2 separate regions of the Homo sapiens genome follow, and region 1 is linked to region 2. A link is a loop called in an ENCODE intact Hi-C map of the cell type or tissue named here. Cell type or tissue: uterus. All regions are shown on one strand. Each heading gives the region's core, and the rest is flanking DNA. Links, peaks and the distances in the headings are about the cores only.

What was found. A loop is a pair of places that touch in the nucleus more often than their neighbours do. Peaks named below come from ENCODE experiments on the same cell type or tissue, not always from the same donor. Only the 100,000 strongest peaks of a DNase experiment are listed, where the experiment ranks them.
Region 1: a loop joins it to region 2, with 9 times the contacts of the local background. A loop is called at or near these places in 2 of 110 quality-filtered maps.

The regions. Positions count from the first base shown.
Region 1 is chr9:29,540,353-29,557,075 of GRCh38, reverse strand. No RefSeq gene overlaps it. Among named protein-coding and RNA genes, the nearest start is that of LINGO2, 340 kb to the right of the region's middle. In uterus, for the core only: no CTCF peak of the experiment used is centred there; a DNase peak (open chromatin) is centred at 8,455; H3K27ac peaks cover 3,068 bases.
Region 2 is chr9:29,595,460-29,612,182 of GRCh38, reverse strand. It overlaps LOC105376005 (a long non-coding RNA gene), which reads left to right and starts at 14,877. Exons shown (of 3, transcript XR_929535.2): 1 at 14,877-15,034. In uterus, for the core only: no CTCF peak of the experiment used is centred there; no DNase peak of the experiment used is centred there.

The DNA.
Region 1 (16,723 bases), core at 5,139-13,138, 57 kb after region 2:
AATTGTAAAATATTGTGGACAGAGAAGATAGGTGAGTGGAGGCTGATCCCTGATTCATTGTTTTCCTCAGGAGAAATGAAGCAATTGAGTTTTTATAAAGCGGAAATGACTGGCCCTGGGAATTTAAAATCTAATCAATGTCTATTACTATCCTTTTTCTAAGAACAGCAGAATACAGATGAGGTTCTCAAAAACATACATAAAGATCTACTCGAAGTATTTATGAGTTTTATATTTATCAAAATCCAAAATAAAATTGTAGAATATTTCTACCATTTTATTCTTAAAAAACTTATTTTCTCCTGCTGGTAAAGGCTTACTAAATAAAAATAAAATTGTATTAATTTATCTTGAGAGTTGTAACAATTTACCACAAACATAAAATTTATTTCTCCCCTGCTGTTCTGGAGGCCAGAAATCTAAAGTTTCACTGGGTTGAAATCAAGATGTTGGCAGAACGGTACTCCCTCTGGTGACTCAAGGGGAGAATTTGTCCCTTGACTCAGCATTCCTTGGCTTGTGGCCACATAACTGCAAAATCTGCTTCGGTGGCCACGTTGCCATTTCTTATCTGACTCACATCTCTTTCTGCCTTTCTCTTAAAAAGAGACTTGTAACTGTAATTCAAGCCCTACCTGGATATGCCAAGATACTGTCCCATCTCAAGATACTTATCTCATTTTTTACCATATAGGGTAATAGTCACAAATCTCAAGGATTAGGATGTGGATCTCATTTGAAGAGCCATTATTCAGTCTGCCTCAACCATATTTTGAAAGTTTAGCAAAGAAGAAGTATTTAGACATAGAGAAAAATAAATTCAAGTACAATGAATATTTTAGCAAACAAGACTAAATGGAACTATTTAAAATACTTGAAAAGAGTAATGTCTTGTTTATATTTTTGTTATGAGGTAAAAAAAAAAGCTTAAAAGCTTTTTTTTCCCTTTTGTTCAATAATAACTGTAGGACTTTGGTTAAAGAAAAGTATCACAAATAGTCTTAAATCTGAAAATAAGCTGTATTAATTGCAAAGTTAGAATTAGAAGTTTATCAGAGAAAGGTGGTAGACATATTTTTGTTTTGACAATTTTATCAAACAATTTTAAAATAGCTTCGTCAATCCAGACTTTTACTCACAATTTAGCAATGCATTTTTTAATTGAAGACCATAATATTTAAAAATATTCAGTGTAGATTAGACTGAGATAATAATGGAACTTTGAATCTGAAATGGAACCTCTTAGCTAAATATTGGCATTAGGCCCAATCCATTTGAAAAACATTTTCAAGTAACCAGTAGACTATAATTTTCACCTCAGGAAACATACTTCCTTCCTCTTTCTTAATCTTTTAGATTTCTATAAAGTAAAATAGTCAGAAATGTTATAGAGTTTTGGAATATAATGTGGGTTTTTATGAAGAAACCTTAGTGAGTTTTAAGATACATCACATTTTACAAGCTTGTCAGAATTGTCATTTTCCCTTTCCAGTGAATACTAAAGGAAGGTAATGGATGGTGGTTATAGTCTACTTGAGTAATCATCATGTTTCATAGTTAAATGATAAAAAAAAAATGCTGCTGGAAATTAGCTACTTTGGATAGTTCTCATTTAAAACTCAAAAATTTCTTTGTTAGTAAAATTTTTCCTCCATATCATATACTGAGTACTAGATAAAACCAATAAGCTTAGACCCTTATGAGTTTTACCCCTAGAAACTAGCCTTTTTTTTTTTTTTTTTTTTTTTTTGAGACAGAGTCTCGCTCTGTCGCCCAGGCTGGAGTGCAGTGGCGCCATCTCAGCTCACTGCAAGCTCCGCCTCCTGGGTTCATGTCATTCTCCTGCCTCAGCCGCCAGAATAGCTGGGACTACAGGCGCCCGCCACCACGCCCGGCTAATTTTTTGTATTTTTAGTAGAGACGGGGTTTCACCGTGTTAGCCAGGAGCCTTTTTTCTTTAATAACCATATTAAACCTCATAAACAGCTTTATGTTAAAATTCCGTGTAAAGATTTTGTCTACTGTCAGCTTTTCACTGTTAAAGAGTGCAGCTAATGGCAATTGATTAGATTTTAAATATATAATTTCTTAATTTTAAAAAGAAAAATTTGGAAATTAACTGGTTGAGTTACTAAAAGTTGTAGCACCATTAACTTAAAAGAGTGACTATGTGTTCATCATATCAAAGTTGAAGCATTCCATTTACTTTTAAACATAAATTGAAAATGAACAGCTTCTACATCCAACATCTTGACATTTTATTTTATTAGTTTTGTTCTTCAACAAATGCTTATGGGTTACTCCTAAGCATAACGAAAATAAGCGTGATCACTTGCCCTAAAATAATTTACAGAATATCAAGAGGGTAAAAGCTGAGCATAACCAGCTGTCATACAAATTAGCTGTGATCACTTAGAAATACGATAGACTCTTGTATTAGAGTTAGAAAAAAGTAGGAATTTTGTTAGCCAAGGAAGTGTTACAGGAAAGGACTCCCGATCTAGACCCTAAGAGAGGGTTCTTGGATCTTGCACAATAAAGAATTCAGTGTGGGTCTGTGGTGAAAAGTAAAACCAAGTTTATTAAGAAAGTAAAGGAATAAAAGAATGACTACTCCATAGACAGAGCAGCCTGAGGGCTGCTGGTTGCCCACTTTTATGGTTATTTCTTGATGATATGCTAAACAGGGGGGGATTATTCATGCCTCCCGTTTTTGGACAATATAGAGTAACTTCCTGACATTGCTATGGCATTTCTAAACTGTAATGGTGCTGGTGGGAGTGTAGCAGTGAGGACGACCAGAGGTCACTCTCATGGCCATTTTGGTTTTGGTAAGTTTTGGCCAGCTCCTTTACTGCAATCTGTTTTATCAGCAAGGTCTTCGTGACCTGTATTTTGTGCTGACCTCCTATCTCATCCTGTGGCTTAGAATGCCTTAACCGTCTGGGAATGCAGCCCAGTAGGTTTCAGCCTCATTTTACCCAGCTCCTACTTAAGATGGAGTCTCTCTGGTTCACATGCCTCTCACATATCTACCCTTTCTTTTATAAGAGAATGCTGAAACCTAAGGGTGGCAGAGTGACAAAGATCCATCTTCTGCAACTTCTTCAGGCTGTATAGGGGTGATGATATTCCTGCCTAACTATGAGGGTCTCTTGCATTCAGGGTAGAGAAGTGCTCGGTCAGAAAGCGTCAGTACGGCAAGGGCCATTCATGACTCTTGAGTTTCGACAAGAGGTGATATCTGGAAGATTAATAACTGTTTAGTTAAGAAAACATTCAGTAAGCTTGTTCTGTATTCCCACACAAAGAGCACAACAGCAATATATTCCACAAGAATAAAGCAAAATAAGTAAAGTTATTCTGAGTAAACTAAATTAGAAGTCTTTTCATGAACTGGGAAACTGTTGGAACTAAGCTGATAGGGGGTTGTCAGCTGATTGTAATGTGCCCAGAATTAGAATACCGATCCAGATTTTCACATCACCCATCCCTCTTGTTTCTTCTGAACAGCAGTCAGAGATCACTGGTTGGTTTACATGAATAAGCAGGGTTAGTCTAAATTGCAGAAACAAACTTAAAAACAACTAACGAGACTAGAATTTAATAGCAATTGTACCATAGTTTTTGAAATATAATATTTCTCTCTCCAGTTTCCCATTTTTACTAAAGACAAATCATGATAAAACTGATTTGCTTTATTATACTTCACCTGATTATTTGTATAAAGTGCAGCAAGAGTATTCATTTTTAACATAAGTTATTTTTAAATTGGTGTTGATGGAACTCTGTTCCATAGAAGGAATTTTAGATAAGACTTTTTTAAAGCTGAGCCCAGCCACGGGTTTGTCCCATCAAATACCTGAGTTGGGTAAATTTCTCTGCTTTTGAGGTCTCAAGATAACCTGGGGCTCCTGGACCTGTGAGAAAGTGACATTCTTTACTTACCATAGGTCAGAAACCCTGTACAGGGACTGTGTAGGTGAGGTATGAGGCCAGTTCTCCAAAGGGCTTTTACTGGCTTTAAAAGTCAAGTTTGATTCCTTAAAGGAAAGCACACCATTCCAGTTAAGTCCTCGGTAAAATAACCAACTTTTCCAATTGTGTCCTGTTACAAAAGAAAACAGATTCTTGTTGCACTTATGCAAATAACTATGTTGCCATAAGTTAAGAATACTCACAACTAGTTTCCAAATTCTGAAGAAATCGGGTAGAGAGAAACAAATGTGTTCCAAATTTTGTTCACAGCAGTATACTTTATTTAATTGCTGCAAGCTGTAAGTAACTCAAAAGAAAAGTTTCCTTGACTCTGAAAAACAAAACAAAGGATCAGAAACATTTTATGCAAAGTTAAAAAGATTTGACTTCTTCAGTTTAGTCTGTGTAGTTAACTTCTGTTTGATAGTTATGAACATTTCAGCTCTCTATGAGAGTTCTGAAAGTTTTTTCCTTTATTCTGATGTCATAATCTTCAAAGTTATTAGAAACCTGCATTTAAGAACACCTGCTAGAGTTCTATTGTTGATTATAAACCACCTTCTAAAGAGGGTTAAAACATGGCAACAATTGTCTATGGATGATAAAAAGTTTTAGGACAGCCACTATTAAAGCCACAATTGATAAGGAAATTTGGTTACTTCTGTGGCACACAAAATTTTACACAACAATGATAATTATCAATAGCATACGCTAAGTCATATTAGACTTATAGGAGTTTCCCTTAACTTTGGAACATATACCAATAACACATTTATGCAAATATAGTTCAAAGAAAGCAAAACATGATTTCACACTTGATAGTGCCTCCTGTGTGATTTTTATACCAAATAAACCAAATTTCACCTTTACATTAATGTACTATTAATGTTAAAACTAATTTTTAATAAAACCTTATAGACATATTTACTCAATTTTAATGTTTCACCCTAAGGTAAGATTCTTACAACCCTTTTTTTTAATAACCCTTTACATTCTTTTGTGAAAGAGCAAATCAGTACTCTAAGGAAAACCTGTTGTGTTTTTATTCCAATGTTTAATTTATGGAAAAACCTGAATAATACCCCTTTAACTTTAGCCAATATGTTCACACACAGAATATCTTACAATTAATTTTTATAAACCTTCCACAACTTGCTTAAATTTTAGATTTTTTTCTTACGTAAAGCAATCATTTAACACTTTAGGCAGAAAGGAAAAAAAAAAATCCACATTTCCATGGCTTCTTATAATCTTTCACCAAAAACACATTTTACTTTCTTTACACACCTTTGCATGTAAAATCGTTTCTTTAGTAGTTTTAATTTCATGTTATAATATTAACTCTCAGCAACTTTTATTTTTGGTGAAAACCTTGGTAAGTAAGAGATTTTAATTAGGTACTAAGTGTGGAGCCTAGCCTAGCACACACCAGGAAGAAATGCAGACAAGAGCTGACTCTCCAGGATAGCTAGGGGCTTGGCTAACTCCACATGTCCCCAGGTCTTACCTTACTTAAGCAGGCAAGTTGTACGACAAGAGTTATAGTGGCATTTTATGAAGCATTTAGGAGGTCTAACAACCTTTGAATTGTACAACATTTCTTCCATAAATTCCCTTTCACAAATCTTTTCATGACTCACATGGACCGTATGAGACATCCTTGTACTTTCTGACTTGCCCTAAAATCCCTCCTTTTAAACAACTGGTCATTTTACTTTAGGACAATAATTTACCATACAAGATCCTTTCTTATATAAAATCTCTTTCTTTATAATCTTCTTTATATAGCTAGAGGGCATGGCTAATTCCACGTGTTCCCAGGCCTTATCTAGGCTCTAATGGCTTTAAGGTATATAAATGGAACAATTTTTAAAAGTTAAAGAAGCAGTTTGACCTTAAAGCATTTAGCAAATGTGATACCTGACCTTAATTTAGACCAAACGTCTACATTTTCAAGCCATTTTATTTTACCAATAGTCTTTAAAACTATCTTTATTTCCAAAATATTACTAAAGCTTTGTGACAAAAAGGTATTAAAGTTTCTATTTTTCTACAAAATATTTGATTTAAGCACTTATTTTTCTAAGCCAATTAATTAGAGCTCTCTTATATATAAACATATAACACATATAAATAGACAGAAGGTTCAGCACTTGTAAGATTTTTCATTTGCCAGTTTCTTAGTTGGATTACTGCCTTCAGGGTGCAGCCATTGGAGGAACACGGCCAGGAAAGCCTGTTTTTCTAGGGTCAAATAAGGGCAGCAAATAAGCAACTGAAGGCAAAGACAGGTCTCCAAAATTAAGGTTGCCATTTTATACTTGTTCCTTGATCCCCAAAAGGAGGGAAATACTATAGGAGAAGACAGTGCAGTGCTTCTACTCTGCATTTCATTGCAAGGCAACCCAAAGCCAATCAGCCCATTTTGTCATCAGCCCACCACCCCTCATGGGAGTCTCATCTCCCAGTGGGGGATGAGGATGTTTCCTTATCTTCCAGATGGCCGAGAGCATGCGTCTCTGATCCAAGTGTGCAAAGGGTCAAGTATCCCTCCGTAACTATTATTAGTCATCCTTTAAATTATATTTCTTACCTAGTTATTACACACCAAAGCTCTCTTATAATGGGAAGTAATTTCTGATACCCCCAAAACTCAAAACCATCAGATAACACAAGTAAAACAGGAACAGAGCCTTTGATTTTGAGAGGGATCAATCTGCTTTTAATTCCTGGGGTTTCATGAGGAAAACAGAGGGTTTTTCCAAAACAGGGTCTGTGGCGCCTCCTCTGTTTTTCCCAATTAGTCACAGGCTAACAGAAGTTATCTTAGGGCCTCCCATGTGTCCGTTAAGAGTGGCAAGACAAAAAATATGGAGAAAAATAATCCAGTCGAATGAGAAGAAAAAAACCTTTTTCCAGAAAAACAAGTTCCAAGAAGAGAAAAACGTAAAGGCATTTTAAATATATCTAAAGCTTGTTTATCCACTTTTAATTAAACTGACTTTTAAACACAGTGCTCTTTAAAAAAAATCCTTTCAGATCTCTTATTACCCTACTTTATCCATGCCAAGCAGTCAATATTTCTAGCTTCTGAACTTCACCAAAGACAACCACCGAGGTGCTTAGAGAAAGGAAAATTTAAGACAGTCCATGGAGAAGAGAATAGACAAGGTCACGCACATATTAAACCAGAAAGAACTTACTTCCTAGGTGGAGAATCAAAACCAGACCGCCACTGTGAAAGTGCAAAACTTTAGCTACTGAGCTGCAGCATGGGGCTGTCCCCATTGTCTTTCCCAGAAGAATTCTAGAGTAGTTAATTTGGAGCTTGCAAAGGCTTTTAATTATTTAATATGATTTTTGTTTTTATTTATTTTTATTTATTTTTTGAGATGGAGTCTTGCACTGTTGCCCAGGCTGGAGCACAGTGGCGTGATCTCCACCTACTGCAACCTCTACCTTCTGCGTTCAAGCAATTCTCCTGCCTCAGCCTCTTAAGTAGCTGGGATTACAGGTGTGCGCCACCATGCCCAGACCATGCCCGGCTAATTTTTGTATTTTTAGTAGAGACTAAAGTTGGCCAGGCTGGTCTTGAAATCCTGACCTCAAGTGATCTGCCTGCCTCGGCCTCTCAAACTGCTCGGATTATAGGTGTGAGCCACTGCGCCCAGCCTAATATGATTTTTAGAGCTGACTAGCACATAAACCCTAAAATTCCTGTTCCCTGGAAGGCAGAGACCAAGAGAAGGTACAGCCACATGGTTAAAGGTCAAGCTCCCGCTGGGCACAGTGGCTCAGGCCTCTGTAATCCCAGCACTTTGGGAGGCTGAGGTGGGTGGATCACCTGAAGTCAGGCGTTTGAGACCAGGTTGGCCAACGTGCTGAGACCCTGTCTCTACTAAAAATACAAAAAATTAGCTGGGCGTGGTGGTGCATGCCTGTAATTCTGGTTGCTCGGGAGGCTGAGGTAGAAGAATGGCTTGAACCCAGGAGGCAGAGGTAGCAGTGAGTTGAGATCATGCCACTGCACTCCAGCCTGGAAACAGGGTGAGACTCCGTCTCAAAAAAAAAAAAAAAGTCAAACTCCCAAGGACATAAAACAAGATAGAGACTTCATCCAGTTTTTTGGTTTTTTTGTTTGTTTGTTTCAGGGACCTGCAGCCAAGTTTGTTACTGACCAGCTTGTTGTCTTTTTGAAGAGCAGGCTTACAGGTGTTCTAAGCCCTTGTTTTATCCTAAAGTATCCCTCAACACAGAAAAATGAACTCATAGCACAAAGTACACCAGGTTAAGACTAGCATTAGAATTTTTTTTGCATTAATCAAAACTTTAAAGAGGAGATAAACACTGATTCTTTTTTTCCATTCATTCAACCATTTGCACAGAGAGAGAGAATCCAGAAATCTGATGTAAGAAATTCTTATGTTTTTGCCAGCATGCCAGGCTTCTGGGTTCCCTTTCCCTGAGCGGCCCTAGTGATTTCGCTTGCAGCATCATCACCCTGGGAGCCAAAACACATCATAAAGGAAAAATTTATTTATTTTTTCATTCTGGCCAGAGCAAAATACATGTGATAAAACACAGACGTTAACCACTCTGCTTAGCACCCAGTATCAAACCAGCAAGGCTTAAATTTGCCCCCAGATGTGCCCCATCATCTTTAATCCAACCTCCTTCTAGGAGTTTCAATGCGTGGTCTCTGGGCAAGATGGTCACCCTGAGTAATACAAAATCTTTTGTATTAAGAAAGCAAAAGGGGAGAGAAAAAAGCATTGCCTGTGGTAGGGTGGGGAAGGCGAAATGATCAGAGAGGCCAGAGAAAGACCCACCCATTGCAGTGGCACTGAAAATTTCAGTCAGCTGCTTCTTGGTACAAAGGGATCTTTTCCAGTAAGCCTATTAGCTCTCAAGTTTCCCCTATTAGGGAGGAAAAAGCTCCCCATGTCCCACGATCCTGAACATGCCTAACCCTGTCACCCACAGCCATCAGCAAACAGTACAAGGCAGATTAATCCAATGAGAATAGCAGTTAACATCCCATAGTGTCAAATGTATTCTTAGCCGAGTGGGACTTTACTGAGACAGTCTTCTAACCCCCTAAATCTTAAAAGGGACTCTAACCCTCCTAAGTCAGGCCTCTAACCCAAGGTCAGTCAAGCATCCTTGCCTTTTATTAAGAAGGGCCTCTTACCTACTCTGTCTTAGGAGAGACTCTTACTCCCCTAAGTTGGGCCTCTAACCCAATCCCATTATTTACCCGGGTACCACACCACTTACCCAAAGTCATTCAATCAGTGCTGCAGTCTATTTCCTTTGGGTTAGGGGGTTTCTTCTGTATTGTCCCTTCTGGGTTTGCCAGAAAGATGTTACAGAAACCCAACACTTACCCAAAGGTAGCTGTCAGGTCACGGTTTCTGCACTATGGTCCCTTCGTGATTGCCAGAAATATGTTACAGGAAAGGGGTCCCAATCGAGACCCCACGAGAGAGTTCTTGGATCTTCTGCAAGAAATAATTCAGGGCAAGTCCACAGTGCAAACTGAAAGCAAGTTTATTAAGAAAGTAAAAGAATAAAAGAATGGCTACTCCATAGACAGAGCAGCCCCGAGAGCTGCTGGTTGCTCATTTTTATGATTATTTCTTGATGATATACCAAACAAGGGGTGGATTATTCATGCCTCCCCTTTTTGGACCATATAGTGTAACTTCCTGACATTGCCATGGCATTTGTCAACTGTCATGAAGCTGGTGGGAGTGAAGCAGTGAGGACGACCAGAGGTCACTCTCATGACCATTTTGGTTTTGGTAGGTTTCGGCCAGCTCCTTTACTGCAACCTGTTTTATCAGCAAGATCTTTATGTGACATGTATTTTGTGCTGACCTCTTATCTCATCCTGTTACTTAGAATGCCTTAACCATCTGGGAATGCAGCCCAGTAGGTTTTGGCCTCATTTTGCCCAGCTCCTACTTAAGATGGAGTCTCTCTGGTTCACATACCTCTGACAGAAGAGCAAAAGTGTATTGACTATTGAGCTATATCTCCTTTGTAACTTTGTAACTTTGTAACTATCTTTAGTAGTTTCTGGAGCATTCCTCTGTGTAGTGCCCTTCTTTCCAGTACTCTCTTCCAAAAATTCTAGCCATCTTAGCCATTTTCTGTCTTTTTGCTTAGTGATACCAATTGTGCTTTGCTTGAATTGCTCTTTCCTGAGTCAGGCAGAAAGCTGTGTAATAATAGGTTTTGCTCCAACTGTAACTTACAGTAATACAGAAAATAAAAGGGGTAATTAATGAAGCTTGCTGCTTCCCAGTTAAATCCCAGTTAAAGATTTCCAACTTTTTTTTTTTTGGCTACGTATGATAAAATATAACACAGGAGAGATACATTAAATAAACTGCTTGATCTTGAGAAGAAATCTGAATAAATGTAAAGAAAATAGTAGATCATAGTAAAAGGGATAAGGAGTGACAGATAGGATGTGAAAAAGGGGGATGGCACAGGTTACAGTATTACTTGAGTAGTCAAGGAAAAGCTATCTGAGAAGATGAGACTTGACCAAAGTTGAAGATGACTTAGCAAAGCATGTATCTTGGGGAAAGTAGCTGCAAGCAGAAGAGTAGAGCAAGGTCACTAGGGCAAGATGTGCTTGGAGTATTGCAGGAAGCTCCAGGAGCTAGGGGAACATGTGTGGGGAAGAAGAGAGGCAGTCTAGAGGTAATGGGGGAAGGCCATGCAGTTCTTTTAGACTGTATAGTGATTCCGGCTGTATACTCTGAAAGAAATGGAGAGCCATCAATGTTTTGATCGGATTTCAGTAAAATATTTGGAGTTAGGTTTTAAAATATTCCTTCTGGACGTTATTTGAATAATAGACATTAGAATTTCAATGTAAATAGAAGACCAAATTTACAAAGAAGAAAACCATTTATGAGGCTACTGCAATAATTTAAAAGAAAGTTTATGATAACTCCAATCTTCCAGTAGTAGTACAAGTAGTAATAATTCAGTTTATAAATATATTTAGAAAGTAACCATAATGCCATAATGTCCTGAAGATTTGATTGAGGAGTATGAGAGAAAGAGAAGAATCAAGTATGACTCCAGGTATTGTGGCCTGAGAACTGGAAGAATGGGGTTGCTTTTAACTGAGATGGAGAGGACTGTGGATGGAGCATGTTGGGGTTGGAATGCAACGGAAATATGAGTTTCAATTTGGAAATGTTAACTTTGGGATGACAATTAGAATTTCATTTTGGTATATACTCAGTAATGAGATTTTTTGGTTGAATGGTACTTCTATTTTAAGTTATTTGAGACATCTCCAAATTATTTTCCACAGTGACTGGACTAATTTACATAGCCACCAACACTGTATAAATGTTCCCATTTCTCTGCAACATTGCCAGCATCTGTTATTTTTGGTCTTTTTAATAATGGCCATTCTAATGGTAGCACTATTCACAATAGCAAGACATGGAATCAACCTAGGTGGCAATTAACAGTGGACTGGATAAAGAAAAGGTGGCATATGTATGCTGTGGAATACTACACAGCCATAAAAAGAATAAAATCATGTCTTTTGCAGCAATATGGATGCAGCTGGAGGCCATTGTCCCAAAAGAATTAATATAAGAACAGAAAACCAAATGCCACATATTCTCACTTATAAGTGGGAGCTAAACATTGAGCACACATGGGCATAAAGAAGAAAACAATAGACACTGGGGACTGCTAGACTGGGGAGAGTGAAAGGCGGACCAGGGTTGAAAACTCCCTGTTGGCTATTATGGTCACTACTAGGGTGACGGAATCATTCATACCTCAAACCTGAGGATCACACCATACTTCCATGTAACAAATCTGCACCTGTACCCCTGAGCCTAAAATAAAAGTTGAAAACAAAAGAATTTCAAGTGGATATTTTAATATCTGACAATTTATAAGGCTGATTGATTTTCTAATGATGGATTTAACCTCTAGATTACATGATGTTAATGGACAATAACCAGGGCATGTTTATTTTTAATTTGCTGTGGTATCTAGCAGGGAATAGACTATATTGTAATATCCAAAGCCTCTCAGACTAATATTTCACTGTATTTCTATAGCATTTTAACAAATGACTCTTTAGCTTTAAAAAAGTTATAAAGATATTTAAGTGCCTTTAAAATGCAATGTAAAAAATGAAAACAAAGCAGTTTAAAGTATGAAATACACACCAAAAAATATACAGCAGGAAGCTTCTATGACTGAACATGATTTCCTTGGAATAAGCCAGCTTTGTTTTAGTAAGTCAGAGCATATCTATATAACAGTACTAAAACACACATCTTTTGTATGTTTCTATTTTGTGAAGTTTCTTTTCCGGCCTTTATTATTCTATATATAACTCTGTAAGCCTGCCACAGAAATTTTCTTTTGAATTTCTCAGAACCCTATAGAAAATACATTATTTAAGCACATTTACATGAGACTACAGAATTATCAAAATTATAATGTTATTTAAACAACTTCAGCACTTTTGTTTCTCTTCATGGCTTATGGTGAGGACACTGTAATCTTGAATATGAAAATGGAGTATTATCCATACAATTTTCAAACAAGAAATCAGAGTTCATGTTATAGAATGGAGTAAATATTAACCTTTTTAGATATGAATCCTTACATGCGTATCAAAATATATCCCCAGTAATTCTTCTAAGTAGGATTTTTTTCTCACCAACACATTAGAAATTATATCACAACATGCATTATACTCATAATTACACTGTTTCTTGGTCCAAATTTTAAATGTACTGTGGCAAAATTAACAACTCTTCTTAAAAAATGTTTGCTCCATTAGATGTTCATTTAAATATTATTTTGCTACGCTCAGTAATAAAACTATAATTTGTCACCAGTAAGGTATATTTTAAATCAAATCAATTACCTGTCATATTGTCTGCATATATTATATCACAAAACCAACTTGAGGGTCATTCTCTAGGCTACACAATAGAAAACAAGTCCTGTAATGGTTATCTGTGTTTGTTATTGAATTACACTATATATAGTCATGTATATTCCAAATTTGAACTAGCACGCTGCCTAACTTACAAGATATTTTTGGCTTAAATGTAAAATATTAACATGACAATATTTTTAGGAAAAATAATGGCCCACATCAACAAAAAAATTTTCTAAGTTACATTACTTTGCTTATGTAGGAAAACGGAAATATTTGTTAAAAATCCACATTCTTACTATGAAGTCAAAAAACTGATGATTTTGGAACTTCAAAATAAGTAAAAAACAAAAAAGCAGGACAAAAGTTCTGAAGTGACACTTCACTAAAGAATATATACAAATGACAAATAAGCATATGAAATTTGCTTGATATAATATGTTATTAAGGAATTACAAATGGAAACGAGATACCACTGCATTACTGCTATAATGATTAAAATCCAGAACACTTACACCAAATTCTAGAGAGAACATGGGACAAGAAGGGTTCTCACTCATTGTTGATAGTATTACAAAATTGTACAGCCACTTTGGAAGACACTGATAGCTTCTTACAAAGCTAAACATAGTCACACCTTTTGATCCAGCAATCATGCTCCCAGACATTTACCCAAATGAGCTGAAGACTTAAGTCCACATAGAAACCTGAATATGGATGGTTATAGCAGCTTTATACATAACTGCCAAAACTTGGAAGCAACCAAAATGTCCACCAATAGGCGAATGAATAAAAATCTATGGTACAAACAATGGAATATTATTCAGCAATAAAGAGAAATGAGTTATCAAGCCCCCCCCACACCAGAAAATGACATAAGAGAATCTTTAATGCATATTGATAAGAGAAAGAAGTAACTCTGAAAAGGCTACATAGTGTGTGATTCCAAATATATGACATTCTGAGAAAGCAAATCTATAGAAGCAGTAAAGGAATCAGTGGTTGCCAGGGGCAGGAACACAGGGGATTTCTAGGGCAGTGAAACTACCCTGTTGATAATGTAATTGTGCATACATGCTATTATGCATTTGTCAAAACCTCAGAACTGTAAAACACTGAGAATAAACCCTAATACAAACTATAGACTTTATGTAATAATAATGTGTCAATATTGGCTCATCAATTGTAACAAATGTACTACACCAATGCAAGGTGTTAATAATAGGAGAACTGAGGGTGCGGTGGGGCATGGAAAGGAAGTATAAAGGAATTTTCTGCTAAAATTTTATGTAAACCTAATACTGCTCTAAGCAATAATGTCTATTAATTAAAATAATAGAAAAGAAAATTTTAAAGCAAACTTTTTTATTGAGAAAAATATAGTTTTGTATATAAAAGATCTATTAAAAATGTCAGTAAATATAATTTTTCTGAGTTGCAACTTTTGGATGACATTATATAGGTAGATGATAGATAGGTAGATAGATAGATGACAGATATGTTTATATGTATTTCCTGATATTTTAATACTGTAAGTGTTACTTTTATAATTAAACATGAAAGAATAAAATCATATATCTAAAAATTTCTGGTGTCTGCATGTGTATTTATATATCCAATATTCTGAAACAAGAGCAAACTCTATGCTTATTCCTTTAAAATAAGTTTTGTGTTTCACAAATATCTGCTAGGTACAAAGAATATAAACACTTATAAATGTTTATACTGACCAAAAAAAGTTCAAAATCTCCATGTGAAACAAGATCTATTAACTTACCCTAATATAAAAGAGAAGACTATTTGGGGTACAAACGAGATGCCAGGGAAGATTGAGGAGTTAGAGTTATTCATTCCAGACAGTGGAGTAGAAGAAATTTTTGACTTGAGCTTTTGTGTGAGAGTGATTCCAAATATTCTAGATACAGGACATACAATGGCCATGGAGAGTAAAGGTAGGTGCTCTTTACAGAGATGGTAAGAAAGTTAATGTGATTAGACTGTCGAACATCAGAAAGACTTTGTTTCTTAAAATGCTGATTCCTAGGCACCATCTGATAACTAAGAATTTAAATATTTGTAGGTAGGTCTTGGGAACCCGAATTTTAGTAAAATTTGCAGGAAAATTTAACATGGAAGTATCATGGAACTGTCACAGTTTCCTAACCACAGAGCACTATAATCTTGTGTGTGTGTATGTGTGTGTATTTAATCAGTGTCATGTGAATCCAGAAATGATATAATAGAAGAAAGACTGGGGATTGGAAGCCCAGTTAAAACATTATATTTTCAAAATAGTCCCAGTAAGCAATAATGAAAATGGATACTGCATTTGTGGATACTTTCCACAACACAATTTCTGACAGCCACACTGACCTCTGTTCTTATGTATGTTTGTGTGTATTTTCTGATATTCTAATATTTTAATTATTACTTTTATAATTAAACATGAGATGAAATTTGGGTATAATAAAGTAGAATCATATAATGTGTAATAAAAACTCAGAGTATTTATTTCTGGTTTTCTCAAATGTAAAACTAAAGACACACTGCCTACACTAAGGCAACAAAAATGTGAGTTAATATAGATACATAAATAAGGACAGAGAGATGGAGGCAGGAAGAGCAGAAAGGAGGGAAGAGGAGAGAGAAGGAGAAAAGGGAGGGAGGGAAGGAAGGAAGGAAGGAAGGAAGGAAGGAAGGAAGGAAGGAAGGAAGGAAGGAAGGAAAATATTATTAAAAGCAGCATGACAGGAAAACAAGACTTTGGTTCAGATGTAATCACAGAAAGTAAGAGTGTTTCCCCACAATGTATAACCTAGGCATTAGTAATTGACTATCAAAGCATCACCTAAATATCTAGGCCAATAACAACTCTTAATAAGTGGTAGATGTTATCCATCTTTAAATATGGAGAGAGAGCTAGCTATCTCCTTAATCTATTCTCTCTCTCTCTTCAAAAGCACACTAGCTCTCATCCTAGTCACCTTTGAATAGGTACTGAATGTTGACTCTAAAATCCATTTCTTCTGTGCTCTCACCCTTATCCACACAATGGTGGTTCATATAAACAAGCATAAGAAGGAAAAAAAAAAAGTTTTGGGAGCATTAGAATCATAGCAGAGGTAAAAGGAAACCATCAATAAATCAGTAGATTTAGGCAGAAGGATGAGGAAACTGTTAATAAAATATATATCGCCAGATGCAGTTTACTACTGCATGTATAATCAGCCAAAAAATATACTCAGCTTTAAGTACTCTCTGAAGTGCTTTCAAAAGCTTGTGCAAACTTATATTTTATGCAAATCAAAGCTATCTATTTAAAATATATCATCATCTTAATTTTCACAAGTATTAAAGCGAAAGTAAGATTGAAAACAGCACATTGTTTTGGGGGAAAAGGGGGAGAAATATTAATAATATCCTTCTATAGTAATATTCTATAGTAACACTAATAATATCCTTCTATAGTAATTATTTTAGGTACAAAAAAACTTTATATAGAGTAGTACTTGATATTCTGTGATTTTTTTTTTTAGGAAAAAGGTGACTGTAAGTATAATGCATATAAATGTAAAAATCAACTTAGCTGAATAGCTTGCTTATTTCTCTAAAGAATATTCAGCTGCATTTGTTTAGGGAATAAACAAAAACTTTTTTGCAGGTGATTGCTTCTTTCTTAATTTTCAAGTTTTCCCAGGGTCCTTTATGTGATAAGCAAAAATCTATTTAAAATCTTCTATAAAAGTTTAAAAAGAAGTATCTGACAAAATAACCAGCAAACAAATATACACATGTATCTAC
Region 2 (16,723 bases), core at 3,439-11,438:
AAGATCATGTCATAAGCCAACAATTACAATTTAACTTCTTTAATTCTAATTTAACTAGGCCCTCCAGAACTACACTGACTAGAAGTGATGAGATTGGGCATCTTTGTCTTGATACAGAGCTTAGATGAAAAGCTTTCAACTTTTATTTACTGAGTATGATGTTAGCTGTGGGTTTGTTGTATGCAGCCTTTATTATGTTGAGCAATATTCTTTCTTTGCCTAATTTGTTGAGAGTTGTTTTTTTTGTTTTTTTTTTTTTTTTTTTTTTTTTTTTTACCATGAAGGGATGTTGGATTTTGGCAAATGATTTTTCTGCATCTATTGAAATGATCATATGAATTGTGTCCCTCATTCTCTTAATGTGATATCACATTTGTTGACTTACATATGTTGAACCATCCTTGGATCCCTGGAATGAATCTCACTTGATCATGGTGAATTATCTTGTTAATGTGTTGTTTAATACAATTTGCTAGTATTTTATTGAAGATTTTTACATCTGTATTCATCAGGGATGTTGGCTATAGTTTTTTTTTTTTTTTTTTTTTTTTGGTAGTGTCTTTTCTGGCTCTGAAATTAAGGTCATGCTGGCCTTATAAAGGGAATTTGGAAGTATTTCCTTCACTTCAAAATTGTGGAAGAGTTGGAAAACAATTGGTATTAGTTCTTTAAATGTTTGTTGCAACTCAGTAGTGATGCCATCAAATACTGGGCTTTACTTTGATCAGAGACTTTTCATTACTGATTAAATCTCCTTATTCATTATTGGTCTGTTAAAATTTCTATTTCTTCTTAATTCCATATTAGTTGGTTATAGGTTTCAAGGAATTTATACTTTTTTTCTAGATTATCCAATTTGTTGGTATGCAATTTTTTATAATAGTCTATTATTATCTTTTGTATTTCTGTTGTACCTGTTGCCAAATTTTTTTATTTCTGATTTAATTTGTCTTCTCTATTTTTTTAGTTCATTTAGCTAAAGGTTTGTTAATTTTGTTTTCAAAAAAGCAACTTTTAGTTTTGCTGGTCTTTTCTATTGCTTTTATAGTTCCTATTTCATTTATTTCTTGTCTGATCTTTATTTCCTTCTTTCTACTAACTTTGGGCTTAATTTGTTCTTGTTTTTTTAGGCCTTTGAGGTGAAACATTAAGTTGTTCATTTGAAATATTTCTTTAATGGAGGCATTTATTGCTATAAATTTCCTTATTAGAACTACTTTTGCTGTATCTGATCTGTTCTGGTATGTTGTGTTTCCATTTTGATTTGTATCAAGATACTTTTTAAAATATCGTTTTGATTTTTTCACTAACTCATTTTTTCACTAACCCATTGATTTTTCAGGGCCATGTTGTTTAATTTCCATGGGTTTGTGAATTTTTCTAAGTCCCTCCTGTTATTGATTTCCAGTTTTACATAACTGTGGTCAGAAAATATATTTGATGTCGCTTTATCTTCTTACATTTGTTAAGACTTGTTTCGTGGCCTAATGTCTAATCTATCCTGGACAATGTTCCATGTTTAGTTGAGAAAAACGTGTACTGTGCATTTGTGATATGAAATGTTCTGCATATGTCTGTTTGGTCCATTTGATCTAGGGTATAGTTTACGTCCAATTTCCCTTACTAATATTCTGTCTGATGTGTCCCTTGCTAAAAGTGGAGGGTTAAAGTCCTCTGTGATTGAATATTGCAGTTTATCTCTCTCTTCAGATCTATTAATATTTGCTTTTTATATTTAGGTGCTCTAACATTGGGTGTATGCATATATATATATATTTACAATTGTTATATGATTTTTCTGAATTTATCATTGTGCAATGACTTACTTTGTCTCTTTTTATATTTTTATACTTCTAGTCTATTTTATCTAGTGTAGTCACTCCTGCTCTTTTATTTCCTATTTGCATGGAATATTTTCTTCCATCCCTTCACCTGAAGTCTATGTGTGTCCTTACTGGTGAATAAAGTTTCTTACAGACAGAATATAATTAGAACATAGTTATAATTGAACTTTTTTTAAATAATCACTTCAGCCACTCTATATTGATTGGAGAACTTAAATCATTTGCAGTCAAGTTAAGTATTGCTAGGTCGGTTCTTACTATGGCTTTGATTCATTGTCTTCTAGTTGTTTTCCACATCTTTCACTAATTTTTTTGTCTCTTGCTGCCTTCCTTTGTGAATTTTCTTTTGTGTTTATATTTTGATTCCCTGCTTTTAATTTTTTGTTAATTTACTATAGATTTTCGCTTTGTGATTACCAGGAGGCTTACAAAAACAATATAGTTATAATAGGTTATGCTAAGCTGATAAAAATATTTTAAAACCTTTACACTTTTACTCCAATCTCCACTCCACATTTTGAATTTTTGCTGTCAGTTTATATTTTTTATATTATGTATAGTGTAACAAATGATTGTAGCTTTTTAAATTTTGCTTATCTTTTAACCTTCATACTTATAAGGATATAAATGACTGACACACCACCATTACAGTATTAAAGTACTTTTTGAAATTGGTTTTATACTTCCTTTTACCAGCCAGTTTTATACTTTCAGATGATTTTATGTTACTCATTAGTGTCCTTTACTCTCAGCTTGGAAACTCCCTTTACCATTTAAGACAGATCTGGTGGGAAAAAAGCTCCTTCAGCTTTTGTTTGTCTGGAAGTCTTATCTCACTTCCACTTCTTACGAGATTTGCTGAGTATAGTATTTTTTGTTAACACTTTTATTTCTTCAGCACTTTTAATATCTCATCCCACTCCCTCTTAGCTTGTAAGATTTCTGCTAAGTCTGCTGCTAGTCATATTGGAACTTCCTTATATGTTATTTGTTTCTTTTCTGTTGCAGTTTTCAGGATTCTCTCTTCATCTTTGATCGTTTATAACTTGATTATGTCTCAGGGTAGTTTTATTTGGATTGAATTTGATTGGGGCATATACCAGGATATTTATATGTTTCTCCAAGTTTGGAAAGTTTTCTACCCCTGTTTCTTCAAATAAGCTTTTTACCTCCTTATTTTTTTCTTCTTAAACAGTCAGAGCTTAAAAATTTGCTCTTTTGATGCTCCATAAATGTCATGAAACTTTTTCCTTCCTTTTCATTCTGGTTATTTCCTCCCCCAAACTCCCCGACTGTGTGTAGTCAAATAACCTGTCTTTGAGTTCATAATTCTTTCTTCTGTTTGATCAATTATGTTATTGATGCTTACATTGCATTTATGTCACTTATTGTATTTTTTCAACTCCAAGATCTCTATTTGACTTTTAAAAAAAAGTCATTGTTAAATTTCATATTTTAGTTACATATTGGTTTCCTTATTTCTTGGAATTGTTTCTCTGCATTGTCTTTAAGTTTCCTGAGCGTCCTTAAAATAGTTATTTTGAATTCTTCATTAGGCTATTTATACATCATTATTTCTTTAGTATCAGTCACTGGGACTTTATTTTGTCTGTATGATGACACGTTTCCCTAATTGTTCTTTTTCCTTATGGTCATAAATTATTGTTTGTGCATTTGAAGAATTTACTGCTTGTTCTAGCTTTCAACGACTGTCTTTGTCTGGGAAAGACCTGTGGCAAGCAGAGAGCTGCAATGCACCAGAAGCTGGAGGCAGCTACAATTGACATGGCACTGGGACGTGGGAACCAGAAGCCCAGGGCCCACTGCAGCCAGCACAGCACTGGACAACAATAGAAGCCTGGGGACTCTAAAGGCTGCCTATGGCTGAGAGTTTTCCAGAGCTTGGGTCCTCTGAAGGTAACTCAACAGTGATACAGGCCAGAGGTTAAATCAGCAAGACTGAAGCCTAAGACTGTGTAGCAATGCCTGGTAACAGGGAAGGTCAAGAGGTTGTCTGTGGCTGCTAGCCTGAAGGATGGGGCAGTGGGTTCTGTCTAGTGCTTGGTTTTACTAAGACAGGCTCAGTGCTGAAGTTCAAAGCAAAGTCCTTTACTTATATTTTTATCTTTTCCCCAAGTGGGTGATGTCTCCCTCCATGCTTTGCTGGATTGAGTTGGCTGGGGTGTGATGCGAGTAATGCCAAAATGTTCTTCTGACCCTCTTAAATGCAAATTTCCCTTTAAAAATTGTTTTCATTTTTAATTATTATGGATAAACAATACTTGCACATATTTATGGACTACATGTGATATATTGATATAGCCTACAATGTGTCACATTCAAATCAGTGTAATTGGGGTATCCATCAGCTTAAGTATTTATCATATCTTTCTTTATGTTAGGAACATATCAATTCTACTCTAGTTATTTTGAAATACATGATAAATTGTTTTTAACTATAGTCACCCTATTGTTCTAATGAACACTAGATCTTTTTCCTTCTAAGTATATCTTTGTACCCATTAACCACTTCCCCTTTATCCCCACTCCCGACTATTCTGCCCAACCTCTGGTAATTATCATTCTACTCTCTATCTCCATGTGTTCAATTCTTTCTTTTTAGCTCTCATATATTTGTGGGAATGTGTGATATTTTCTTCCTGTGACTGGCTTATTTCACTTACCATAGTGTCTTCCAGTTTCATCCACGTTACTGCCAATGACAGGATTTCTTTATTTTTATAGCTGAATAATATTCCATTGGGTTACCGCATGTTCTTTATCCATTCATCTTTCGATGAACACCAGGGTTGGTTCCATATCTACACTATTGTGAATAGTACTTCAATAAACATGGAAGTGCAGGTATCTCTTATATAGCAAAATTATTATTATTATTATTTTTTGCTATATACCCAGCAGGATTGTATAGCAGTTCTATCTTAAGTTTCTTGAAGAAACCCCATACATTTTTCCATAAAGACTGTACTAATTGTTACATTCCTACCAACAGAGTATGAGAGTTTCCCTTTGTCCACATCCTTGTCAGAATATGTTATGCTTCTCTTTGGTTAAGAGCTGTTTTAACTGGGGAGAGATGATATCTCATTGTATTTTCACTCGCATTTCTCTGATGATCAATGATATTGAGCACTTTTTCATATAACAATTGGCCATTCGTATGTCTTCTTTTGATAAATGTCTATTCAGATTCTTTGCCCATTTTTAATTGGATTGTCTTTTTTCCTATTAAGTTGTTTGAGCTTATATATATACTGGTTATTAATCACTTGTCATATGGCTAGTTTGCAAATACTTTCTCCCATTCTGTGTGTTGTCTTTTAACTTTCTTTTCTTAGCTGTACAGAAGCTTTTTAGTTTGATGTAATACCATTTGTCCATTTTTGCTTTGGTTGCCTGTGCTTTTGAGTTATTACTCAAACATTTGCCCAGATCAATGACCTGAAGTGCTTTTCACATGGTTTATTCTAGTAGTTTAACAATTTCTCATCTTAGATTTAAGTCTATAATCTTTTTAAATTTGATTTCTGTATATAGTGAGAAAAGGCGGGGGTGGGGAGTTGTTTCATTCTTACTCACATGGATGTCATTTCCCCAGCACCATTTATTAAAGAAATTGACATTTTCTCAATGTATGTTCTTGGTACCTTTGTCAAAAATGAGTTCACTGTAAATATGTAGATTTATCCTGGGTTCTCTAATCTGTTTTATTGTTCTATGTGTCTGTTTATAAGTTAGTTTCATGCTGCGTTGGTTACTATGGCCCTATAATATAATTCGAGGTCAGGTAACATGATTCCTCTAGTATTTTTTTTCTTTTTGTTCAGGATGACTTGGTTTATTCTGGGTCGTTTTTATTCCATTGTAATTTTCTTATTGATTTTTAAATTTCTGTGAAGAATGGTTGTTGGTATTTTGATACAGATGACATTGAATCTGTAAACTGATTTGGGTAGGATGGACATTTTAACAATATTCTTCCAATCAATGAATGTGGAATATGTTTCAATTCTTTGTGTTCCCTTCTATTTATCTTACTACCTTTTATAGTTTTTATTGTCAAGATCTTTCACTGATTTGGTTAATTCCTAAGTATTTCATTGTATTTCTAGTTATTTTAAATTTTGCTTTCTTGCTTGGTTTCTTTCCAGGTTGTTCATTGTTTGCATATGGAAATGCTACTAATATTTTTATGTTGATTTTGTATCTAACGCATAAAAATTAAACAGTATGCTCCTGAATGACCAATAGGTCAATGAAGAAGTTAAGGAATTAAAAAAAAATTTGAAACATATAAAAATGGAAAAACAACATACCAAAATGTATAAGATATAGCAAAAGCAGTACGAAGAGGGAAGTTTATGGTAATAAACACCTATGTCAGAAAAGTAGTCAAATGTCAAATAAACAACATTGTGATACGTCTTTTTGCAATAAAAAAGCAAGAGGAAACCAAACCCCAAATTAGAGGAAGTGAAATAGTAAAGATTAGAGCAGAAATAAATGCAGTAGCCACTAAAAACTACAAAGATCAAGTAAAATAAAAGTTCAGTTTTTGAAAAGATAAGCAAAATCAACAAATCTTTAGCTAGACTAACAAATAAAAAAGAAAGAAGATCAAAATACATAAAATCAGAGAGGAAGAAGACATTACAACTGATACCACAGAAATTCAAAGAATAATTCGATACTATTATCAGCAACTATATGACAATAAATTGAAAAACCTAGAAGAAATGGATACATTTCTAGACATATCCAATCTACCTAGATTGAACCATGAAGAAATCCAAAACCTGAATAGACAAATAGAAACTAACAAGATAGAAGCTGTAATAAAAAGTCTTCAATCAAAGAAAAGTCAAGGACCTGATGGAACCACAGCTGAAAAATAATTAATATCAATCATACTCAAACTATTATAAAAAAATGAGGAGGTGGGAATACTTCCAAATTCATTCTATGAGGCCAGTATCACTTTGATTTTAAAACCAGACAGGCACAACAAAAAAGAAAACTATGGGTCAATATCTCCTGAACATAGATGCAAACATCTTTAATAAAATACTAGTAAATCAAATTCAACAATACATTAAGATGATCATTCATTGTAATCAAGTGGGATGCATTCCAGGTATGCCCAGATGGCTCAACAAATGAAAATCAATAGGGTGCATATTATTTATCAGCAGAATGAGGTACAAAACCTTATAACCACTTAAATAGATGCCATAAAAGCATTTGAAAAAATCTCAACATATCTTCATGATAAAAAATCTCAAAAAGCTGAGTATAGAAGGAACATATCTCAACATAATAAAAGTTATATATGCCAAACTCACAGCTAGTATCATGCTAAACAGGGAAAAACTGAAAGATGTGGAATAAGACAAGAATGCCACTTGCACCACATTTATTCAACATAGTACTGGAAGTCCTAGCCAGAGTGTGAGCAGACAAGAAAAATAAAAGGCATCCAAATTGGAAAAGAAGAAGTCAAATTATCCTTGTCTGCACATGATCTGATCTTATATTTAGAAAAACCTAAAGACCCCACTAAAAAGTTATTGGAATTCATAAACAAGCGAAGTTGCAAGGTACAAAATCAGCATATTTTCTTATTATCGTGCTACAAATTTGTGATCACTTACCTGCTAGCCCTTATGAAGGCATTTTCATATGTGAATAATTTACCAAATTGATAGTTCTATGAGGGAACAATTGCTGGAGAGTTCTACTTTGTCATGTTCAGAACCTAAATTTATATAAAAAACATGTAAGCAATTATAGTACATCTATTTGCAAAATAGGCATATAAATATAAATTATTCTATGTTATTTTACATTTTAAAGTATATTCATCCCAAAACTACAAACATGATGGAATTTGCTTTGGAATAAGTATGTCTCAAAGTTTTTTATATGATAACTTTACAAGTATTTCAAATGAAGAACATAAAACTTTTTCCTAGAAAATGTGCATGTACAGGTTTCTAATGACCATTTCGAGGCCATATGAAACCTGTGACATATAATCACAGACTCACACAGTGACTTTCAAACTTTATATTTATAAATATGAATATGTTTCAACAGCTGTGTGCATGCACAGATGCGTATGCACACATACACATTAAAGAGAATGTTCTTTAAAAAAGCCTTACACTCTATTATATGCTGTGCATTATGATATTTGCTGTTTTGTTTTACTCTATTCTACTTAAAAAATAAGTTTGTTTCCTAGCCTTCTGGGAAACCAATAACTTAAAGAAATGCCTGCTACACCATAAGATATAAATGGGCCAATTCACAGTTTGAAACATCCTGCTTAGGGCTCACAGGATTCCATAGTCAAAAGCAATACTTGGCGTTTTGGATAAAAACGCAGCTATAAGCTTCTGTGCCAAAAGTAACTAGACGTATCTTAGTTGTATTCGTTTTATAATTCTTAGAAAACACAGGGAAAGGGTGGAAACCATCATTATTAAGTGAAAGTCAGGCAGTTTATCTATTTAGTAGCCATAAAATTTAAGAAAATTCAGAATCATTTTTGAAAGTGCTGTAGAGAAAAAATCCAATGCATACAATACTCTTCAAATAGAACTTTGTCTAATTTCAATTCTTGAGCTATTCTATTATTATCATATTTATTTTGATGTCTTAAAATTATATTCTCGAACTTTAAATGAAATAAATATGTGTGTATATTAAAACCCATTTATTTCTAGCAATGGTGTATATTTTGACTTGATGTATTCCTGAACAGCAATTTCATTCATTTTCTTCAAAATAGAAGGAATTAAAAGCATATAAGAAGCAACGTCAGGGCCTGTTTTCATGCACTCACTTTGTTACCAGGTATCAGGACACACATGTATGACAGAACTGCTGACTGCATTTCTAATTCATACCTGGAAGGGGCTCCAACTATGCATCATTTGAAAGTGCTATTGTATCACAAGGCTGGTTACTGTAGTATTATAATTAAATAACAAGCCATAAGATTCAGGACTAGTCTAATATCACACACATTTTACGTTTCTGCCTTTCTTCTAGATTTAAGGTATCAGCAGCATATTATCTAACTAGCAATTGTATCATTCCTGAATCCTAACCTCAACAGTTAATGACTGTACATAGGGACAAGGTCTATGCAGAGCCATTGTCTGAAAATATTTACTTCTCACAGCATTTCTTTGTGCTTTGCTTCCAGTAGAATGCATTATAAATGTTATTCAATAAACTCTATTTTCCTCATCTATGAGGGCTTGGTAACATCTCAATGCTTGCTACATCTTTTAGAAGTTTTACAGATCTATAAAAAGATAGCTAGAAGAAAATTATTTTATATTAATATACTATTATTACTTTATTATGGTACTTTTTCATTTAATAAGGACTCATAGCACTTACAGTCTGTTACTGACTATTCTAAGCTCTTTTTCATCATCAATATTATTATTAATATCTTCATAGGCTAGGCGCAGTGGCTCACTCCTATAATCCCTTCACTTTGGGAGGCTGAGACAGGAGGACTGCTGGAGCTCAGGAGTTTAAGACCAGCCTGGGCACCATGGCGAAACCCCTTCTCCACACACACACACACACACCCCCACATACAAAATACAAAAATTAGCTGGGCATGGTGGCGTATGCCTGTAGTCCCAGCTACTCAGGAGGCTGAGGTAGCAGGATGCCTTCAGCCCTGGAGTTGGAGGTCGCAGTGAGCCATGATTGTGCCACTGCACTCCAGCCTGGGTGACAGAGTGAGAACCTGTTTCAAATATATATATATAAACTGTATCAAATAGATATCTTCATATCAGCTCTATAAAGTAAGTACTGTTACTATTAGTTATCTGTGTATCATAGAGCATAAAGTAAGTGACAAAGCTTTATGCATTTTATGACAGTTTTAACATCATGAGTTAGACTTAAATACCTACGACCATCTTGTTTAAGCAGCTGAACAACCTTAGATTTCATTATCAGCCTTTGGAATTCTTCCTATCTCAGAGATATAGATAGCATCCAAAAATTTTTTAAGCTTGTTTTTTTCTGGTGTGGCTTATAGAATTAAAATGACATTGTTAACCATCTCAATGGCTCAATTCTATCAATAATTGATTCATATTTCATGGCTCAACGTGCTTCTCAAGAAATATTTGTGTTCATGCAAACAATAAAGATGTGTATTTGTAAAGAACAACCTGCTTAATAACGAGAGGCAGTTAACATACTCATATTTTATCTCATATAGGAAGTAAGTATTGCAAATTTGATCACGTTATATACTGGTTACAAATTTCAGGGATTATAGCAAGTTTATTTTTTGTCTCCACCACTTGTCAACTTGTAGCATTCTATGATTTTCTCCCAAGCAGAATAATGTGGTTAAAATTCCTCAACAAGATTCCTTTGAGGCCCTTCACGATTCCATGAATTCTCTGGTAACAAATATCAAAATTTCCTAGAAATTTGGTTTATCTGGTTTCCTGGAATAATTATTGTACAGTAGATGTCATAAAAACTGTGATACAAAGTATTTTAAATCAGAAGTTACAAAAGTGTGAGTGTGTGAACTAATTCTAGGAAACGCTGCATGCTAAAACTGAATTTGGATAATAACAATATTTTTTAAACCATTAAAGGTTATATGAGCTCCTGCAATCAATAATACAAATTAAACTAGCATTTCCCGCAACTTCTTAATATACAGTCTTTTCTTTTTGCTATGTATAATTTGTGTTATCTCTCAGAGATTCCAGAGTGCAGCAGCATCTCAGATCCTGCAATAATAGAGGGAGGGGCTACTAGCAAAATATGAGTCTATTCTAAATGCTGGAGACCTTCATCAAAATGAAACCAAAACTTCGAGGGACCCCTGTGTGTATCAATAGACTGATTATGTTAGTGGGGAACTGTTGTTTTAGTTTAATGTTACATTAGGAGCATTATCTGTACAAAAATGAGTTATAAATAAACTGTACTAAAATACACAATAAAAACACAAAGTTTAAAAATCTTAAAATCAACGCTGACTTCTCCATTCTAGATATCAGCTTTATTCATAGCTTTTCCATAAATTTGCATGAATGATAAGTCATTCCACACCATCCTCTAGTTGGCAATTAACTAATGAAATACACCATATAGAGAGAATGTCAGTTCAACCAGCAAGTGCAGAACATGTTGTTTGCCTTCAAGAAGATGACAATTTAGTTGTAGGACAGCTAACATACAGAAGCATGCAGTTATATACTGAAATATGACATACATTTACTTATTTAACTGCCTGAGCAGATTCAAGTAGAACTAAAATGGTTGGATATGAGTTCATAGAGAATGCGAATATAAATTGGGTTCTGAAAAAGGGTTAGGAACAGAATAGGAATCTGTATATTCATAATGATGTCATGTATCACATTAGACAAGCTAAATAAATAATTGCATTCAGTGTAATTCCGTGTGTTGTGTATGTTGAATGTCAATACTACTTTTTAACTATGGAACAGCACAGAAACTGTTCTAATAGAAGTGTGAAAAAATACTGTCTATGATTTTGATTTGCTAAGGTAAAAGTTTAGGAATACTGTAGCCAAAAACCAGCTGATTTTTGAATTGTCTTCAAATTTCTCAAAGAGAATTCCACCTCCAAAGGTGGAACCCTCTCCATTTTAAGCCCATAATGGAGGCAAGGAATCAGAACAAGTTAAGTATGGGATATTGTTATTTGTTAAATTATCAACATAAATAATGCCATATCAAAATTATACACATTTGGTTTTACTTAGTAAATTTAAAATTTGCTTTCTACATTCCAGAATGATAAATTAAAGTGTTTATGCCTATTTTTTAATTATTCAGATGATTTGCTTTTTTTCTGATGGAAACAAAATGTAAGGATAATTGGATCAGGGATTATAGTATTAGGGAAATATTTGTTCTCCTTGTAGATGTCTACCTGTATTATTATTCCTCTGTATTATTTTACAGAAAATGTGAAACAGAATTTTATTATTATATCAGACAAGATATCTTTGGATAATATTGCTACATAGAAAATTATGAGCAACTGATTAATTAGATTTACGTTTTCAGTTTCTTGCATTGACTTGAGGCTGCCTATTTGAGAATTTTAATGATGTGCATTCATACACATACACGCAATAATCAAGGATGAAACAGGGATTAATTTTCACGTAATTTTGACATCTAGATACTTACTTTACAGAATTTTAAAGTAAACAGAATAAAATAATAAGCTTAAGACTCAGTTGCTTTTTGTGACTATAATGTTATGGGTACCAAATAAGTAGTGGCTGATGAGTTATTAAATGTATGGTTAAACACAATAATTAGATGATTTTTTTGTTAACATCAACTGAAATCTGTTTAAGTTCAACATGTATTTTTATTCCTATTTTTAAACAAAATTATAAATTGTTCTAATCAACTCAAGTAATAAAGAAATACAGTAAGAAAACCAAAATGTTCCCCCGTTTGCCTAATCTCACTTTGCAAATGAAACTACTTTTAAATACTTAGTGTATATTCTCCACACTCTAGTTAAAGCCTAGAGCAACAGGAATATACGAGTATACATTTTTATGAATTTACACATGCACATAATAGATTTTAAGCATGTAAACTACTATAATACAGGTACCGATAAAGATCTTTTTCTATGCCATAATATATTATAAACTTAAAAAAAGTCACTATATTTTTAAACTTACTAGAATATATATAGAGGTATATATACATGTGTGTGTGTTTGTGTGTCTTTGTCTCCTTTATTCATAGATACTTAAATATTTCTATTATTACATCATAAAAACATTACAGTAAGCATTCTTACACAAATATCTTTGTGCACCTATGCCGCAATTGTGTTATTTGGACAAGCATAGAATCTTTAATTGGCCTATGTAAGAAATAAGATTTAATATATGCTGACCTTTCTTTCTATGAACCATGAACAAGGTACAATCTTTTCACAAAACACTTCTGCACATGCTACTTCTCCTTTCCTCCTATACCAGCTCCTCCTACTCAGTCTGTGGATCCTAGCTCTTATATCACTTCCTGATGTTGCTGCTTAGATTAGTTACCCAATTGTATTTTCTCATAGAACCCTGTATCTTCCATCTTTCTTGCCTTTGTCAGAGAAATACACAGACATAGACACAGACATACACACACACCCCTCAGCATGTATATAAGCATGTATAATCTTTTAAAGTTTTATCTTCTTCACAAAACTATAACCTCAATGTAAGCAACACTATTTCTATTTTTGCTTGTGATTTTATGTCTGACATGTAAATCAATGCTTATCACATAGTAGGAGATTAATAGCTATACTGATTATAATGATTATAATAAGAGTAAAGACTACAACATTTTAATTTTGTTGCTTAGAATTTATGGATTAATTGGGGAATAATTCATATGTTACCATATGTATGCAAGCTTTTTTATATTCTTCCCAACAGTTTGAGTTTTGATTTATCAAAATTCTACAGGCTATATTAGTTTTCTATTGCTGTTGTGATAAATTACCACAAGTTTAGTGGCTTAAAACATTACAAACTTGTTATTTTTCAGTTCTAGAGGTCTGAATTCTGGGTGACTGAGAGGGTTAAAATGAAGGTTTGGCATAACTGTGTTTTTTTCTGGAAATTCCAAGTGAGAATTCATTTTCCTGTGTTGTCCACCTTCTAGGGGCCATTTGCAGTCCTTGGGTTGTGGACCCTTCCTCAGTCTTGAACATGCATCACTCCAAACTGTTTCCATTGTCACATCTCCTTTTTCTGACTTTGACCCTCTCGCTTCCCTTTTATAAGAATCTTCATGATATAATCACATTGAATCTAACTTAAATAATCTATAATAACAGATCCATCTCAAGATTATTAACTTAATCACATGTAAATTTCTTTTTGCCATATAAGGTAGCATATTCACAGATTACAGAGTTTAGGGTGTAAGCATCCTTACAGGGCCATTATTTTCTCTACCACAAAGACTTTGCACATTTTTTTGCCACTAAGTGTGTGTGGGTGTGTCGTATTGTTACTAGTTTGTGTGAATAAAATATTTGATAATATATCTTCTCATTAATTATTGTTGGTATTTAAGTTAGATGTGATTTAGGACAGGCCACTTTACTGAATCATTTTATGACTTACAAGTTGTTCTCTTTACTGGTTTAACTTGGATTTCTTGAAATATTTAAGGAAACATGTATTCCAAATACAAATTTTCTTTTCAACTACATGATTTCTGCTATTCATTGAATCAATTTATTTTTTTAAATAATACCTTAAATGTTTACTTAATCTCTAATTATTTTTATTAAGGTATCCTGTTCTTGTATTACCAATGTAAAATCTTCTTGAATTTCTGACAATACAAATTAAACATACATTTTTAAATTTTATATTTCCCTATTTTCTTGAAAGTTGATTTTTTAATTGGGCTTGTTATCTTTATTTTCCCCTCTTCATCTGCCTAATATATCTGATAGTAATTCATTGTCCATTCGTATAAATAGGGTGATTGGTGATAATAAGCTGTAATAAATGATCAGTGCAGCAAACTAATGATTTTGTGCTATTAGCACAAAATGCTGTTGCTAATAGGAAACCCCTGGTTTTGATAAGTGGCTATGATGTGCTTCAGCCTGTGAGCTGTATAAATTTTGAGGGGTAAAGTTATCAAAAATACCACCTTTTCTTTCTAGCTCTAATATGCTTTGCGTATGGCATACAAAAATCATTCATTTCTGAGTAGAAAGCTGTTCATATGAGTTTTATTTAACCTAGGAACAAAGCACAAATAAAGCTATTGTTTTATGCAGAGCAGAGGATTGGTTAAGTTACTTACCCATTATGACACCATAAAGCACACTCTGCAAGTTTCCTGGGTTACCTTGTTAAATCAATATACATTTCTTCAGTAGCCCCTATAATAGTTCTGGTTGTTGATTTCAATGGCTGCATTCAGTTTTGTTGTTGAACAACACAGCTCTTTAATTTGTATAAACTCTCCAATGTAACTGTTGAGTTTTCTAACTATTAGGTATGCTATATATTTGTTTTATCTTCTTCTTTTGGTGAGATTTCAGAAAAAGGCATTGAACCCCATGCTTTCCATCACACACGGTGAGTGTTAGTAGTTTCAATGTATGTACATGCGGATTCATAGTCACTGATCCAAGCTAGCCCAGAGAGGAAACAGAAAAGATAACAGATAATCAACCAGGTAGACTAAATGCTACCTACCAAAGTGAGAAACATGATATAAATATAACAAACAGATGGAGGACTAAAGCCAGCCTGAATATTTGGAATAGTTCATAGAAGAAGAATGCTTAAACTGATTAAGAAAAATGTATAGATTTTCAACAGGCAAAGAGGGCTGAGGGAGACAGGATCCAGAGACAAAAGCTTCAAAAATAATATTTTATATGGAAAATGATATGATAAAAATTCCCTGAAAATCTTTTTATTATTCACATTTAGTTGCCACAACTAGAATAAAATATTCACGGACAGAGGGAAAGAGAGGTTAACAAACTGGCCTCTGGCCACTCTTACTTTCTTCTTCAGTGTTCTTAGCACTGCAGTATTATCTTTTGATAAGGCATATTAGTGTCAGAGTGATGCCATAAAGCACCTAAAACATTTTAATGTCGGTGTCCAAATGAGCACAGCTACCATGGTCTTTTGAAAGTCATTCAGCCTTATAATGAAAAATGTCAGCTGATTAATTTTTGTAGTTATGCCTCTCACTTTGTAACACCGCAGATGTTTCCTTCGCCTCAATTTAAACACTAAACATTCTGCAAAGCGTAAACATATTTGTTTTCCAATGTGCAATTAAAACTGCCTGAACTCTAGAGACGATAAGCAATATTATTTGACCTTGTATGGACTGTAGCTACAATATTCACCAACCAAATTACAATAAGACAAATAAGAGGTTAATGAAATTGCTTTGCTTCTTTCAAATTAACAATAAAGTATAATGCTAATCAAATGTTCCTTTCTACTTCCTTTCCCATTCCTTCTCCCATTGTGTGCTACATTTACATTGTCCTTAAGACTCATTTTTTTCAATACACTTTGCATTAGTATCTCTATCATATGTTTGTGTGTATGCTTCATATAATTTTTTTTAGTTTTTTCATTAATATGTAATTTTTACTATTAATATTACAAGGACCTCACATGCAAGGATTCAGTTTTGAATAATAATTTTCACATATTCTAAACAGTTTTGTTGAGGTATAATTGCACACATTTAAAATGTACAATAGTATAGGTGTTGACATATGTGTATGTTCAAGAAACCACTGCCACAATAATGATAAACACATCGAGCATTCCCAAAAGTTTCTACATGTTTTTTTTTGTAATACCTCCTTCCCTCCCCTCCATGGCCAATTCCCTTCCTCCACCCGCAGGCAAACCACAGAGAAGATTTAGGCAAAGTTTTCCTAGATTCATTTGCATTTTCTATTGGAGTATTTTTAATAAATGGAATCGTATAAGACTCCTAACTTGTTTCAGCATATTTATTTTTAAATATATTCATGTTATGTATTAATAGTTCCTTCCTTTTTGTTGTTAAATAGTATTCAATTTTATAGATACACTACAGGTTATTTACACATTCATCCACTGATTAACATTTGGGTTGCATTCAGAATCCAGCTATTACAAATAAAGTTGTCAGGATCATTTAGGTACAAGTCCTAATATAGACATATGCTTCCACTTATCTTGGGTAAATATCTACTAGTGGAATGGCTAGATTATATACAAGTGTATGCTTAATTTATTAAGAAA